Linked DNA regions of Homo sapiens: all the other regions are linked to region 1. A link is a contact called in ENCODE Hi-C data. All regions are on one chromosome and are shown on one strand. Each heading gives the region's core, a stretch centred on a gene start or an enhancer-like site at or near the end of the contact. The rest is flanking DNA. Distances are from core to core; before and after follow the strand shown.

Region 1 (4,430 bases), core at 798-3,297:
TGAAGGCTGCTGGCAACCATTTTGGGACCATGAGAATTAGGAAGAAATTGTGGCCAGGCACAGTGGCTCAGTTTGTAATCACAGCACTTTGGGAGGCTGAGGTGGGAGGATGACTTGAGACCAGGAGTTCAAGAGACCAGTCTGAGCAACATAAGGAGACACTATCTCTATAAAAAAAAAAAATTGTTTTAATTAGTCAGGCTTGATGGTGCAGGCCTGTAGTCCCAGCTACTAAGGAGGCTGAGGTGGGAGGATCACTTGAGCCCAGGAGGTCAAGGCTACAGTGAGCCATGATTGTGCCACTACACTTCAGCCTAGGAGACACAGTAAGATCCTGTCTCAAAAAGAAAAAAGAAAAAAGAAAGAAAGGAATTAGATCCTTGGGGAATTGTTGAGCCTTACCCAAAGCCCCACTCTGACACTAGATTTCTTTTTCTTTTCTTTTTTCTTTTTTTTTTTTTGGTAGAGATAGGATGTCGCTATGTTGCCCAGGCTGGTCTTGAACTCCTGGCCTCAAGCGATCCTCCTGCCTCAGCCTCCCAAAGTGCTGGGATTACAGGTGTGAGCCACAGTGCCCAGTCAGCTGACTCTAGACTTCTTTTGTCCCAGAAGCAAATAACGGCGTGTATTGTATAAGGCAGTTGAGCTATGCTTTTCAGTTTCTTGATGTTCAAAAAATGACCCGAAATAGAGAGTTATAAAAAATTGAAACTAGAAAGGTATTAGAGGGTTAAATCATGAAAGGCTTTCCTTGCCCCATTCTAAGGCATTAGACTTTATGCAGGCAGTAGGAAATCCCATTGAAAACTGTTGAGGAGGGAGGTGGCACATCAAATCTGTTTTAGGAAATTGATGGCAGGATGAAAGATAGACTGGAAGGGAGAGGGATTAGAAGCAAACCAACAAAAACAACGATTGATTAGTCATGAGTCTCGGCTGGTAAAGGACATTTTATCAAATATCTCCAGATGTCCACATGGCCTGGAGTGGGGAAGAGTAAGAAAGCAGAGATACCTATGGCAACCTCTCTTCTTATCAGAACCAATGGCCTGCCCTTCACCCTTAAGAGCTTAGTGTATACAGCAGAGAGTCCAAATCCTAATACTGTATTACAATACCTCAGAAGGCTACCCAGTTGTCATAGAAGCTTCAAACAACAGGAAATTTTTAATTTTAAAACAAAGTCCATTTTAATTTAAATTTTTAACTAACATTTTTAAAAGGCGGGGAGTAGGATACAACCCCAAAACAATAAGCTTTAACGGAGTGTCTTCACTACCAAAAGTTTGTGAATCACTGATCTAAATCATGGCACTCCCAGCACCCCTTCCCGGAGCGGGTGCCAGTCCTGGCATGGGTTCCCAGCCCTCTGGGGAGCTACTGGTGTGCTAAAGCTTTGCAGTGCCTGCGGACAGGAAGAGGCTCCAGAGCTCCCAGAGCTCCCATCCTCAGATCCACAAAAAAATGCGAATCTCTCCTAGAGCAATGTAAGTGTCTTGATTCCTCTTCCTGTCGCCTTTCCCCGCTGCCCTTTCTGCTGCACTGTTGCAGCACTGGGCTGATGACGCCAGGGCAGTGAAGGTTCCTTGCCCCCCGCATCTTCCCCTGTGCTGAAGCAGCGCATGGTAACCTGGCTGCCCGTGTTCTGATGCATTCTCCATTCTTTCCCACAGGCACACTCCCACCTGCATTCCAAACTGACTGTTTCATTTACATAATTCCAATAGCTTTCACTGCCAGCTTCCTGTTTTTGTAAACTCATGTAGAATTTTTTAGTTTCATAAGAAACAAGGGCCCCAGCTCACAATCACCCTCTACCAACATAGTTTATCTGCATCAAAGAAGACAGGGAAGCTTCTGTCCATTGGTTTCCCTTCTTATTTTAGAAATAGAAGCTTAAAAAACACCCCAGTGGTTTCCAATCCAGAGAGTTGCATATAAGCTTTTGACTTTACTGGTTACTGGCTTCCTGTTAACTGAAAGAAGTTTCAAGCTGAGTCAGAGAAGAGAACCGGGCCCAGCAGTGATTCATTAGTGTTGCTAATGACACCCCTACCGCCACCACCATCACTGCTGCTTTTGCTGGGGCTGCTGGGGCCTCCATGTTAGCCTAATCCTAAGAGAGCAAGAAACTGAAGCCATTGTCCTGATTTTCTCTTCCAGATGGCATTGCAGTGGCAGCAGTGAGCACAGGCCAAGCAAGACTGGCCTTGAGATGAGGAGGCCAGATGGGCCCTGAATCAGGGTGGTTTCAGGATGCCCAGGAAGGCACTGCTGCTGCAGAATAACTTCCCCCTCTCCCTGCCCTCCCTTTGCACAGTGCCTGAAGATTCTTCCTCCTTCTGAGCTTTTCTGGTCTTCCTGTAAGATACAAATACAGCTTAAAAGGGCTGCTCATACCCTAATATGATTAATGTGATGAGCTCACTTTGGAAAATACTAATCACTTGAGACATGCAGATGGAAGAGATGCTGAATTATAACCCAAAAGACTACCAGGCCAGAAAAGACAGTCAGGAAAGAGATGCAAGTGTCAACTACTTCTCAGTTTTGCCCAGATCCGGGCTTCACTGCAGGGTCATAGTCAGGAGCATCTGACCACCATACAGCCAGCAGTGCAGGAAGTGTTCAGCACTCTTCAGCCATGACTCTAGTTTAGGGATTTCTCTCAGTGCCAAGATCCTCCTGGAGGGCTCCAACAAACAGCAACACATAAAAAAAGTTGCTTTAGAAATGCATCTATAACAACAAAGGGTTCCCAACCCATATTCTTGCAGCTAAGTCTGTCATATGCATTATCTTATCTAATCTTCACAGCAACCTAGGAAACATCACTTCTCCTGATTCTACAGATGAACAGTGAAGATGATGCCACAAGTAAATTTCTGACTTAAAATATCATATTCCATCACAGTATAATTGATTAATTCCTAGACTTTAAAAATCAACATATCATTCACATAACATAAAATCTATCATTTTTTAAAGTAAACATAAAATCTATCATTTGTTAAAGTATACAGTTCAGTGGTTTTTAGTATATTCACTATGTTGTGCAAACATCACCACTAGCTAATTCTAGAACATTTTCATCACCCCAGGAAGAAATCTTGTACCTATTAGCAGTCACTCCCAATTCCTCCCTATGCCTCTCTCCCTGACAACCACTCCTCTACTTTCTGTCTCTATAGATTTGCCTATTTGAACATTTCATATTAATGGAATCATAAAATGTAGTTTTTTTGTGACTGGCTTCTTTCACTGCATGTTTTCAAGAGTCATCCATGTTGTAGCATATAATAGTACTTCATTCCTTTTTATGGCTGCATAATATTCCATTGTATGGATATACCACATTTTGTTTATCCATTCATCCATCAAAGAACACTTGAGTTGCTTCCCCCTTTCAGCTATTGTGAATAACGCTGCTATGAACATTATTGTACAAGTTTTTGTGTGGACATATGTTTTCAATTACCTTGGGAATTCCTAGAGTTTTTATATATCTGAAAACATAGGTAAGTCTAAAAGAAATGAGTATCAGCTATGGTATTGCATTCATTACAAGGTATTTATAATATGCCTGTTTTCAATAAGGATTTGCAGTATTCCCACCATGATATCCTATGCCACCTGTAGTATTGTACCCGTCACACTGAGTCTGTTTCCACAACTGCATGGAGTGCTCTTTGAGGGAAGGGACCCATCCTGTTCACTGTAAACAATTTCTTAAGTATAAGTCGCTACCTGTCTGTGAAGCAGCAGCACCTTCCTGGGCATGCTGAAACCACCCTGATTCAGGGACCATCTGGCCTCCTCATCTCAAGGCCAGCCTTGCTTGGCCTGTGCTCATACTGCTATACCACCTGGAAGAGAAAATCAGGAGGCTTCAGTTTCTTGCTCTCCTAGTATCAGGCTAACATGGAGGCCCCAGCAGCAGCAGGAGCGATGGTGGTAGCAGAAGGGGTGTCATCAGCAACACTAGTTAGGTGGGCCAGAGCTGAATGGACTGGAGTTGACATCTGCCCACGGGACAGCCAGCAGCACAGAAAGTGCTCAGACATGGAAGTTCTCCCCACAGTCTCCTCAGGCAGGAATGGATCAATTAGACCCTCCTCGAGTGGATGGTGGTTGGTATAAGCCAAGAGACACAAGAGAGGAGGCAGCAAGCAGCAGCCCTGAGGAAGCAGAAGTTCTAGGGTATTGAGAACGACATGTAGTTGTTCAGTAACTGCTGGGCTGGCAGAGAGGCTGAGACAACAGACTCGTGCAGCTGGGAGGACAAGGGGCTGAGTCTCTGCCACTACATGAGATCTTGAATAATTTTTCACTTCCCAGATTATGTTTCACTCCACATGAAAAGAGCATATCTTACTGCTTAGTTGCGCTCTCTCTGCCCACGGATAGCTCACAGATGCCTTTTTCATTGT
Region 2 (4,430 bases), core at 636-3,135, 1.5 Mb before region 1:
ATTCCTCACAAGACACGAAGCATTATCCCGACACAAAAAATGTTTTGGAAACCCAAACTGACCTTTATACAGTTACTTGTAGGATCTCAGACCTTTGAAATGGTCATTTAAAAAAATTATTTATTTATTTGAAATAGTCATTTTTGATCACCAGAAGGAAGAAATCACAAATAAAAAAAGAAGAGGCTTAAGGCTCAGATCTGTAGATTACTTTTTCAGGAACCTGGAGGACAGAGAGCTGGGGAGCAGACTGCAGAGGGACTTGAGGTTTCTGGAGTTTGGACGGCTTACATGTAACCTGGCGACACCTTCACGCCCCAGGGTTGCCATGGCACCACCTTTCCGAAATACTGCTTCCTAGGTACAATATATCTTTTTTTTCTGAAACGGAGACTCTCTCTGTCGCCCAGGCTGGAGTGCGATGGCACGATCTCAGCTCACTGCAACCTCTGCCTCCCGGGTTCAAGCGATTCTCCTGCCTCAGCCTCCTGAATAGCTGGGATTACAGACGCGCACCACCACGCCCGGCTAATTATTGTATTTTTAGTAGAGATGGGGTTTCACCATGTTGGTGAGGCTGGTTTCGAACTCCTGACCTCGAGATCCGCCCGCCTCAGTCTCCCAAAGTGCTGGATTACAGGCATGAGCCACCGCGCCCGGCCAGTACAATCTATCTTTATTATTTTTTTTTTTGTAATTTTTATTTATCTACTGGCATCCCCATGGAGGCCCTTTCTCTCCCCAACTTTCCCTCGTGTGTGAAATAAAGACCACTGAATCTATTAACTTCCCAGGCCTTGAAATTCCATTTTCGCACATACTGCCACCGCTAAACGATTTCTGAATTTTTTGTTGTTACCCCCTCAGCTAGGAGTTCCATTTGCCAAGCATTTTAACAGCAGAGAAGGCAATTCTGTGGGCCGATGCATTTGTGTTTAGCAGGCACAGATATCTCCAAATAACCTTCCTATCTTCACACTGGTGGCTTTTGAATTGTTCAGGGTTTTAGAAATACCATAATCTCATTCTGTTAAATATTAAGGGACTCTTTCGGATTCCCTGAGCCTTAAGGTTACGTTATGCAAATCTGTCCGAGTGTGTTTCCATGGTGCAGAATAAAAGTTATGGTAGGGTTTTTTGAAGCAGCATGACTATAAACGTCACTCCTGTCACTGCCTTTCACAAGAGCCCACTTGCTGTGAAATATTTTGAAAACAGAGCTGAAGTGGAGATAACGCAGTGCACAAACAGGCGGAAATAAGAATAAACCGTGCGTGGCAGGCAGAAACCCGGAGGTTGGCTGTTTCTGGAGGGGAAGAGAAGGCTCTGTAAAGCTGGAGGAGAAACCACGCCGGCCACTGTTTAGGGGCCTCCTGGGGGTCGTTTCCCTTGCCCCCTCGGGTTGGGGAGCTCCTCTAGGCCAAGGAAGCGGCCCCCTAAAACCGCTTCCGGGACTGCAGCTTCTCTCCCCACACTCTCAAGGAGCAGAGCCTTCTCGGGCCACAATTCTCCGCGACCCAAAAATAACTACACAGATGTGAGGAAAAGGGCCAAAGCCTACAGCACAAGGTGGTTCTCAGTTAAAGCCTTATCGCTTACGGCCAGGAAGCTCGAAACCTAACCCAGCGCCAGCCTTTTATAGCCGGTCCCTCGAGCCCCGCCCTAGCAACTTCTCCTAGCAACGCCTCGCCCCGTGCTCTGCCGCCTTATCTGCCTCCGCCAGGCCTTTCCTGTTCCCCTCCCCCAGCCCGCACCGCCCCGCCGCCCGGCTCACTTGACCCGCCCCAGGGGAGGGGAGGGGTGAACGGAAGCGTGAGGGGCGGGGCGTTGGAAGATGCTCGCGTCATCAAGAGGCGCCGGGCGAGTTGCGGCGCCTGGTGTCTCAGAGAGGCTTGAGGTTCGGGTAGTCGGTGACATGGCGGAGGCCGCGGCGCTGGTGTGGATTCGCGGCCCTGGCTTCGGGTGCAAGGCGGTGCGGTGTGCCTCGGGTCGGTGCACCGTCCGGGATTTTATCCACCGGCACTGCCAAGATCAGGTGAGGATTTCGGTTCCTGTTAGGAAGGAGAAAGAGGCAGACAGGTGGCAGCGCTGGGTGCGGAGTAGGTCTGTCCGGGGCGGGGGTACGTTTATTCTCTGGGGTTTTCACTCGTTGAGGCTGAGAGTTCCTCAGTGTTAAGGTGCTTCGAATTGTTACTGAGACCTTCCTTTGCTTTTCTTTTGTGGTGGTGGTTTTGCCTTCCCACCAAGAGGGAGAAAAAAACTGTTACAGGCACTTAGTCCCGCTCACAGTTACAAATACTTTGTTTCTCTTTCTTTATCCGTAAATATAATGGTCTTCTGGCAGTTGGGCCGGCTGATTTTTAAGGCTCCAGTCTTCACCTTCTTACTATGGTTATGTGACGTGTATTTTGTCCACTCATCACACAGCCTTGTTAGCCCCAGCCTAGAGAAGTATGTCATATCCAAACCCAGGCCAAAGGATGATTGGGAAGGAAAATTGATTCTTCTGGTCAGTCGTTGTGACCAAGCATTCACACGTGTGTCCTGTTGAGGGCCTGGGTTCTTAGGGCCTGTTACGTAGAAGTGTTCACTATTAATTTGATGGTCTCATTTGTCCGTGCATATTTGTGAAAACCTACCAGGGACTTCCAGAGTTACACGTGAGCTTTTACTGAACTTTCAAGTAAGTAAGCTTTTACCAGCTATAAGATATTAAACCTGTTCAGTTGTCAAAAGAATTTAGTGGTTTCCCTGAATCTAATTTTAATGTTGGCACTTGATCTAGAACTCTGTTCTTTCCGCACCTCATCCGTGCTTTCCTCGGCTATTTCCTCTGCTTACTATTTATAAGCTTAACAAATGTTAACACTGCAGTCTAGACCAAAATTTTAAGAGACTTGGATCGATTCCGTGAAGAAGCAATGTGTGTTTGCAAATAATACGGTTTTTCACTTTCCATGTTTTCCTTCCTGCTCTGTAATCCAGTCTAAAAACTGTAAGCACAACTGTTTTTGACCATGAAAATAATTGCATTCTAATTCCTTTGAAAATAATTCTTATTTCATGAGTACAGTGTTCTTTTCTCCCCCTCCCCCACCCCCGACGGAGTTTGACTCCCGTTGCCCGGGCTGGAGTGCAATGGCGTGATCTCGGCCCACTGCAACCTCCGCCTCGCTGAGTTCAAGCGGTTCTCCTGCCTCAGCCTCCCAAATAGCTGGGATTGCAGTCGCCCGCCACCATGCCTGGCTAATTTTTGTATTTTTAGTAGAGACGGGGTTTCACCACGTTGGCCAGGTCTTGAACTCCTGACCTCGGGTGATCCGCCCACCTCAGCCTCACAAAGTGCTGGGATTACAGGCTTGAGCCACTCCTCCCGGCCTATGAGTACAGTTTTCAAACTTGCTGACAATTGATCCAAAGTGAAACCAGAAAAAATAGGATCTTAATCATGAGGTATGTTGGAAAAAAGAATTTTTAAATCGGAAGCAAGAAATATAGGCCAGGCGTGGTGGCTCACGCCTGTAATTCCAACACTTAGGGAGGTCGAGGCGGGCAGATCACCTGAGGTCAGAAGTTCGAGACCAGCTTGGCAACATGGTGAAACCCCATCTCTCCTAAAAATACACAAAAATTAGCCAGGCGTGGCGGCAGACGCCTGTAATCCCAGCTACCCAGGAGGCTGAAGCAGAAGAATCATTTGAACCTGAGAGGTGGAGGTTGCAGTGAGCCGAGATTGAGCCATTGCACTCCAAACTGGGTGACAGAGCAAGACTCGGTCTGAAAAAGTATATATAAAGAAATATAAATGAGTGGATTCAGTCAGAAACTTAAGGAACATGACCATAGCAAATATGAATAGAAACACAAAAGAATATTAGTTGAGATACTGGAACAAGTAAGAATAGCTCAAGTTCACACCTATGTTTTTAAAAACAAAACTATTCTGAGACATGATGAAGTTAGTGTTAACTCCCACTGAGAAAATAAAAATCTGCCCTGCTTTTCATCAGGCTGGGATAACAGACACAGATAAAGCCAGCTGCAAAGTTTTTGTTTTTTGTTTTTGTTTCCCCCACACTACACCGATGTACAGCTGCAGAGTTAACAGGAAATGGTGATGTGTCATAATGTCATAACGACCCCCACGAAGGTCTGCTGCTTTCTTATTCACTGAGAAACCTTGGTCTCAAAAACCATAGAATATATAAGAAATTTTGCTGTTTAAAGTTCTCTCAATAAGAGGGAACCTTCCCACTCTTGCCTTGTAGAGAAGCATTCTTGATTTCCAACCCAGGTCAGAGCTTCCCATTAAGGGTTTCTGGACACAACTTTCCACATTTATCTTAAATTTGTAGTTTCCAAGGAAAGAGGAGCCTTCACAATCCAGATCTGATGTTGACGTTTTTATATACAGTCCTGCTTTATTTTGA
Region 3 (4,430 bases), core at 1,056-3,555, 1.3 Mb before region 1:
GAGGTGGGAGGATCACTCGAGCCCAGTTCAATGGTGCAGCGAACTGTGATTTGTGCCACTGCACTCCAGCCTGTGCCAACTGCAATTTTCTGACTGGGTAAGAGGTGAAATATTCTCTTTCTTGTCTATTCTAGACATGCTTTGCTCACAGTGATGCTCTAATTATTTTCATTTTCCCTACCACTGCCATCACATTCTTACAGTACAGTTACTCTTGATGTGAATTTATATATTCTTTACTGTTGTCTCAAGTATTTTTAGTTTATACTGTGGGTACTTCTGGATAAAAGTCCTGTGTGGTCTCAGAGTAGCATTGTCTGAATGAAGAAACAAATGACCCTGCCAACAAGGGAAGCTAACCAAATGAAGCAACCAGAAGTCACCAGTGTTATAAACAAATTACTCAATTTAAAAAATACAATTTCCATCATTTATTATTGTATCATTTTATTGTAAAAAATAGAAGTATGTTTTACAGCTTGTTACTTAGCTAGGTCTTTCTGTGGGTCTAATACTATTTTTAATCATAATTATCAACATTTCTTGCTGCACACTTTAAACTTATATGCACTATAAACTGTATGTGGCATTGGAGTTACAGGTTACCAGCTCACTGCATACACTTAAAACATAATTCATATTACTTAATGATCATCAATAGTTTCACACAGTAAATCCTGAGCCCTGGGCTGGGCGCAGTGGCTCACACCTGTAATCCCAACACTTTGGGAGGCCAACGCGGGTGGATCACGAGGTCAGGAGTTCCAGACCAGCCTGGCCAAGATGGTGAAACCCCGCCTCTATTAAAAATACAAAAAATTAGCCAGGTGTGGTGGCAGGCGCCTGTAAACCTAGCTACTCGGGAAGCTGAGGCAGGAGAACCGTTTGAACCCAGGAAGTGGAGGTTGCAGCGAGCTGAGATTGAGCCATTGCACTCCAGTCCGGGCGACAGTGCGAGATTTCGTCTCAAAAAAAATAAAACTATTGAAAAAAAAAAAAAAAGATCCTGAGCCCCGGTTTTCCGAGATTTTATCTGCTTTTAATTTTCTTTCTTCTCCGAGGGATACAGTCACAATACACTGGATCTATAATACCCTCCAATAATACCAGCTCCTTAAGGGTTGAACGGAATCTCATTCACCTTTGTGTCTCCCACAGAACCTAATTTAACTTGGGGTCAGTAACACGAGAGTGGGAAATGAATGCAGCATAAAAGAGATAACTGAGTTACAACAAACACAAAACAAAAGAAGCATCATACATAACCAGGTCTGAGGTTTTCAGTATAAAATCCCTTCAATATGCTGAGTTCTAAAAAGAAGCAGAACTTTTAATTAACACGAAGATGCTTCAAATAATTCTTAGACATGACAATAAAATAACCAAAACCTCAAGAGACGAAAAGTAAGACCCGAATGCTAAACTCCCATCACTTGGACTCCTTTGCTTTTTAATAATGAGCTAACCTCTGACATCCACCTCCATTATAATTTTTGTGGGGGCTAAGAATGTATTTCAGAGGTCCATGAATCCCTTAAAATTGTTTGCAAACATTTACTTATACATTTACTTATACCATTTTTCTGAGGAAAGGTGCAAATATTATTCTTATGGTCCCAAAGCCTGTGACTCCCAAAATACTAAGAACCAATATTCTGGGGGGTACAGATGCTTCCAAATTGGAATCTTTCAAGAATGTCTGAGCGGTAGTAGAAAAAACATCATCAGTTTTATATACATGAGGTACCCTTACCGCCTAGGCGGTACAGGAAAAGTGAACCAAGACAAAGGACAGGAAGCTGCAGGGGGAGGAGCCCTGGCTTCAGGGACTCGTAAAACAACCGAAGCCATAAAGGAAGCTGAGGGACTGGGGCGGGAAGATCGATTGCAGAAATGTTTAGGGCTGAGATGAACCTGGCTGTTGCCAGCTTCAGGGCCTCACTGGGCCGCTAGATCAGGGAAGAAGGGGACGAGAGAGCAGAACATTAACTTGGCAGGGTCCATTTGTGTTCATTCCCAGCACCTCCTGGGAGCGCTGGGGAAGCTCCAGGGGCCGAGTGGATGGCGGGAAGACATCCTGGGCTGGGGCCCAAAGCAGCGGCCCCGCCAGCGATTTACCTTCATAGGGTCAGCGAGGTAAAGCTTCTCGGCAGCGCGGCTGAACTCCTCCCAGGTCTGGTACTGCGGCATCGTGGCCTAGAGTGGAAAAGTAAAGAGAAGCAAGGCCTCAGAACCCGGCCCAACAAACTACCTACGTCCGGGAGTCGCCAACCGACGCGAGTCCCAGCAGCCCCAAGATGGCGGCGCCTCCTCGCACCAACGCCTCGCTCCATTGGACAGCCCCGTCCATGCTCGCCCAATGGGCAGGAGGGATGTTGTCAGGGAGTGGGCGGAGCCCAGGGCGTGTGGCTCGAGAGCTGAGCGAGACAAGCGGAGGGCACGGCAACCAATGCCGGCTGCCACAGCGCCCCCGGTAGGGCTGAATGAGTGGCGTCCGTCCCGTGGCCCTCAGGGCTGAACCGCAGCTGCCTTCAACAAAGATTAAGCGGCTCTGCGATAGTCGCTGCATATACGAGGAAGGAGGCGACAGGGCCCAGCTGTCACACAGCTTGGTGAAGAAGCCAGGAGACATAAACACAAGAGTGCAACGGAAAACTTTATATGATAAACATTTATGTCGGGTTAGTGGAGCGCGAAGGAAGAAGGATCTCTTGTGGGTGGGGGGAGACTCACAGAAGCGGTGCAAGCTCAACAGGTAGGCAAGGAAGGGCAGAACACGTAGGCCCATTTTAGATCTGCAGTGTATGTCAGATGACTGGTGTTTAGGAGATGAGGAAGAAGCCATATTATCACTTCTGCAAGGATAAAAAATCTGATCCTCCAAGCAGGAGGATCGCTTGAGCCCGGGAGTCCGAGGCTGCAGTGAGCCATGATCGCGCTACGCACCCAGCCTGGGCTTCAGAGGAAGACGCTGGCGCAAAAGTAAATAAATAAAGAAGATGGCCTGCAGGGGACACCAGGTAAAGGGTATTATATTTTGAGATGGAAAGATTTTGTGCATGTTTATAACTTTTAGAGAAGGACACATAAGAGATAGAAAAATAAAAAATACAAGAGAAAGAAGAAAGCGAGGTCTCGGGAAATATGAAGGGGAAGACCAAAGGCCCAGATGAATAAAAACAGGTGCATTATTGCCTTTGATGGGGTGAGGAGGAGGGAAAAGTCGGGTGAGGGTATAGGTGAGCATGTAGATACGAGGGCAAGAAGGTACATTTTCTTGTCACCTAAGACAGGAGACCACCTTCGTAAATAGGAAGGGTGGTTTTGGATCTTTGAGGAAGCAAGGATGGGTTTGGATCCTTGAGGAGAAGGTTTGGAAAAGCCATTGTGAGAAATGAATAAGGAAGCCTATTAGAAAAAAACAGGTGGGAAGCGGTGGTGCACACCTGCAATCCCAGCACTCTGGGAGGCTGAGGTGGGCAGATCACTTGAAGTCAGGAGTTCAAGACCACCCTGGTCAACATCGTGAAACCCCATCTCTACTAAAAATAAAAAAATTAGTTGGGCTTGGTCGTGGGTGCCTGTAATCCCAGCTACTCTACTCGGGAGGCTGAGGTAGGAGAATCTCTTGAACCCAGGAGATGGAGGATGTAGTGAGCCAAGATCGCATATCACTGCACTCCAGCCTGGGCAACAGAGCAAGACTCTGTCTCTAAAACAACAACAACAACAACAACAAAAAAAGAAACTCAAAAGCAATATGTCAAGTAGAGTAAAAAGCTGAAACTGGAGATCATATCTGGGAATAGCCCCAATTAGGGTCTGTCTCCAGCAACACCCAGAAGCTTGGATTTTGGACTGGAAAAGACAGATATTAGGGATTTATAGGGTACATGAGGAAGAAGAACAAAGGGTCAAGAATGTTGTAGGTGGTACTGGCAAGAGAATGATTGAAATGATAAATTATGGGATCCATGCTAGATAGCTGGTAATTAATTGAGTCAAAAGAGAGAAGTTAAGGAACCAGGATTAAAGGAAATCTGAATTCAATATAGCAGGAAATAAGTTTTAGTCAGATTGGATATTGGGGTTTAACATTTTAGAGTAGCAATAGTCCCTGGTGAGGCTGGATTTATAGTTGGGTTGTCCACACAAAGTCAAAGTCTTCTATGAGTAAGAAAAGGAATAAGATGAAGGAGAAGGCTATGAGCCAGGGACCCAAATCCTCATTTAATGAGACACGTGTGTGTGTGTGTGTGTGTGTGTGTGTGTGTTGAGGGAAGCTATAAAGAGCAATGAGCAGAGGCAGAGAGGGCAGAGTTGGGCAGAATGACCCCCAGGTGTAGGGGTTTTTCCCTGAAGATGAAAACAATGGAAGTTAAGACAATGCCAACTTTGCCTTCTGTCACAAGGAACATAAGAGATCAGTT

What was found. Hi-C counts contacts between places; a loop is a spot of excess contacts on that map. Pooled maps may share reads with other maps.
Region 2: a pooled map shows a loop between it and region 1 (4-fold over the local background). The contact joins the promoter of SDE2 here to the enhancer-like site in region 1. A Hi-C loop is called at or near these places in 1 of 37 single-sample maps with no recorded cell type and 7 of 50 pooled maps.
Region 3: a pooled map shows a loop between it and region 1 (5-fold over the local background). The contact joins the promoter of SRP9 here to the enhancer-like site in region 1. A Hi-C loop is called at or near these places in 2 of 37 single-sample maps with no recorded cell type and 3 of 50 pooled maps.

What each region holds. Positions count from the first base shown.
Region 1 is chr1:224,495,933-224,500,362 of GRCh38, reverse strand. It overlaps a transcript of CNIH3 not described here. Among named protein-coding and RNA genes, the nearest start is that of WDR26, 63 kb to the right of the region's middle. RefSeq lists enhancers at 1-121, 1,497-2,028, 2,104-2,303, 2,029-2,558. Within about 2 kb of position 2,047, at least 30 of the 41 ENCODE cell types and tissues checked have a DNase peak (open chromatin) inside an H3K27ac peak, as active enhancers do.
Region 2 is chr1:225,996,798-226,001,227 of GRCh38, reverse strand. SDE2 (spliceosome associated SDE2) reads left to right here and starts at 1,885. Exons shown (of 7, transcript NM_152608.4): 1 at 1,885-2,035. The coding sequence starts at 1,916. RefSeq lists enhancers at 1,001-1,050, 1,131-1,230, 1,251-1,400, 1,921-2,030, 4,044-4,133 and 1 more and a silencer at 1,581-1,860.
Region 3 is chr1:225,775,701-225,780,130 of GRCh38, reverse strand. SRP9 (signal recognition particle 9) reads right to left here and starts at 2,305. Exons shown (of 3, transcript NM_003133.6): 1 at 2,119-2,305. The coding sequence starts at 2,190. RefSeq lists enhancers at 1,966-2,335, 2,586-2,805, 2,552-3,312.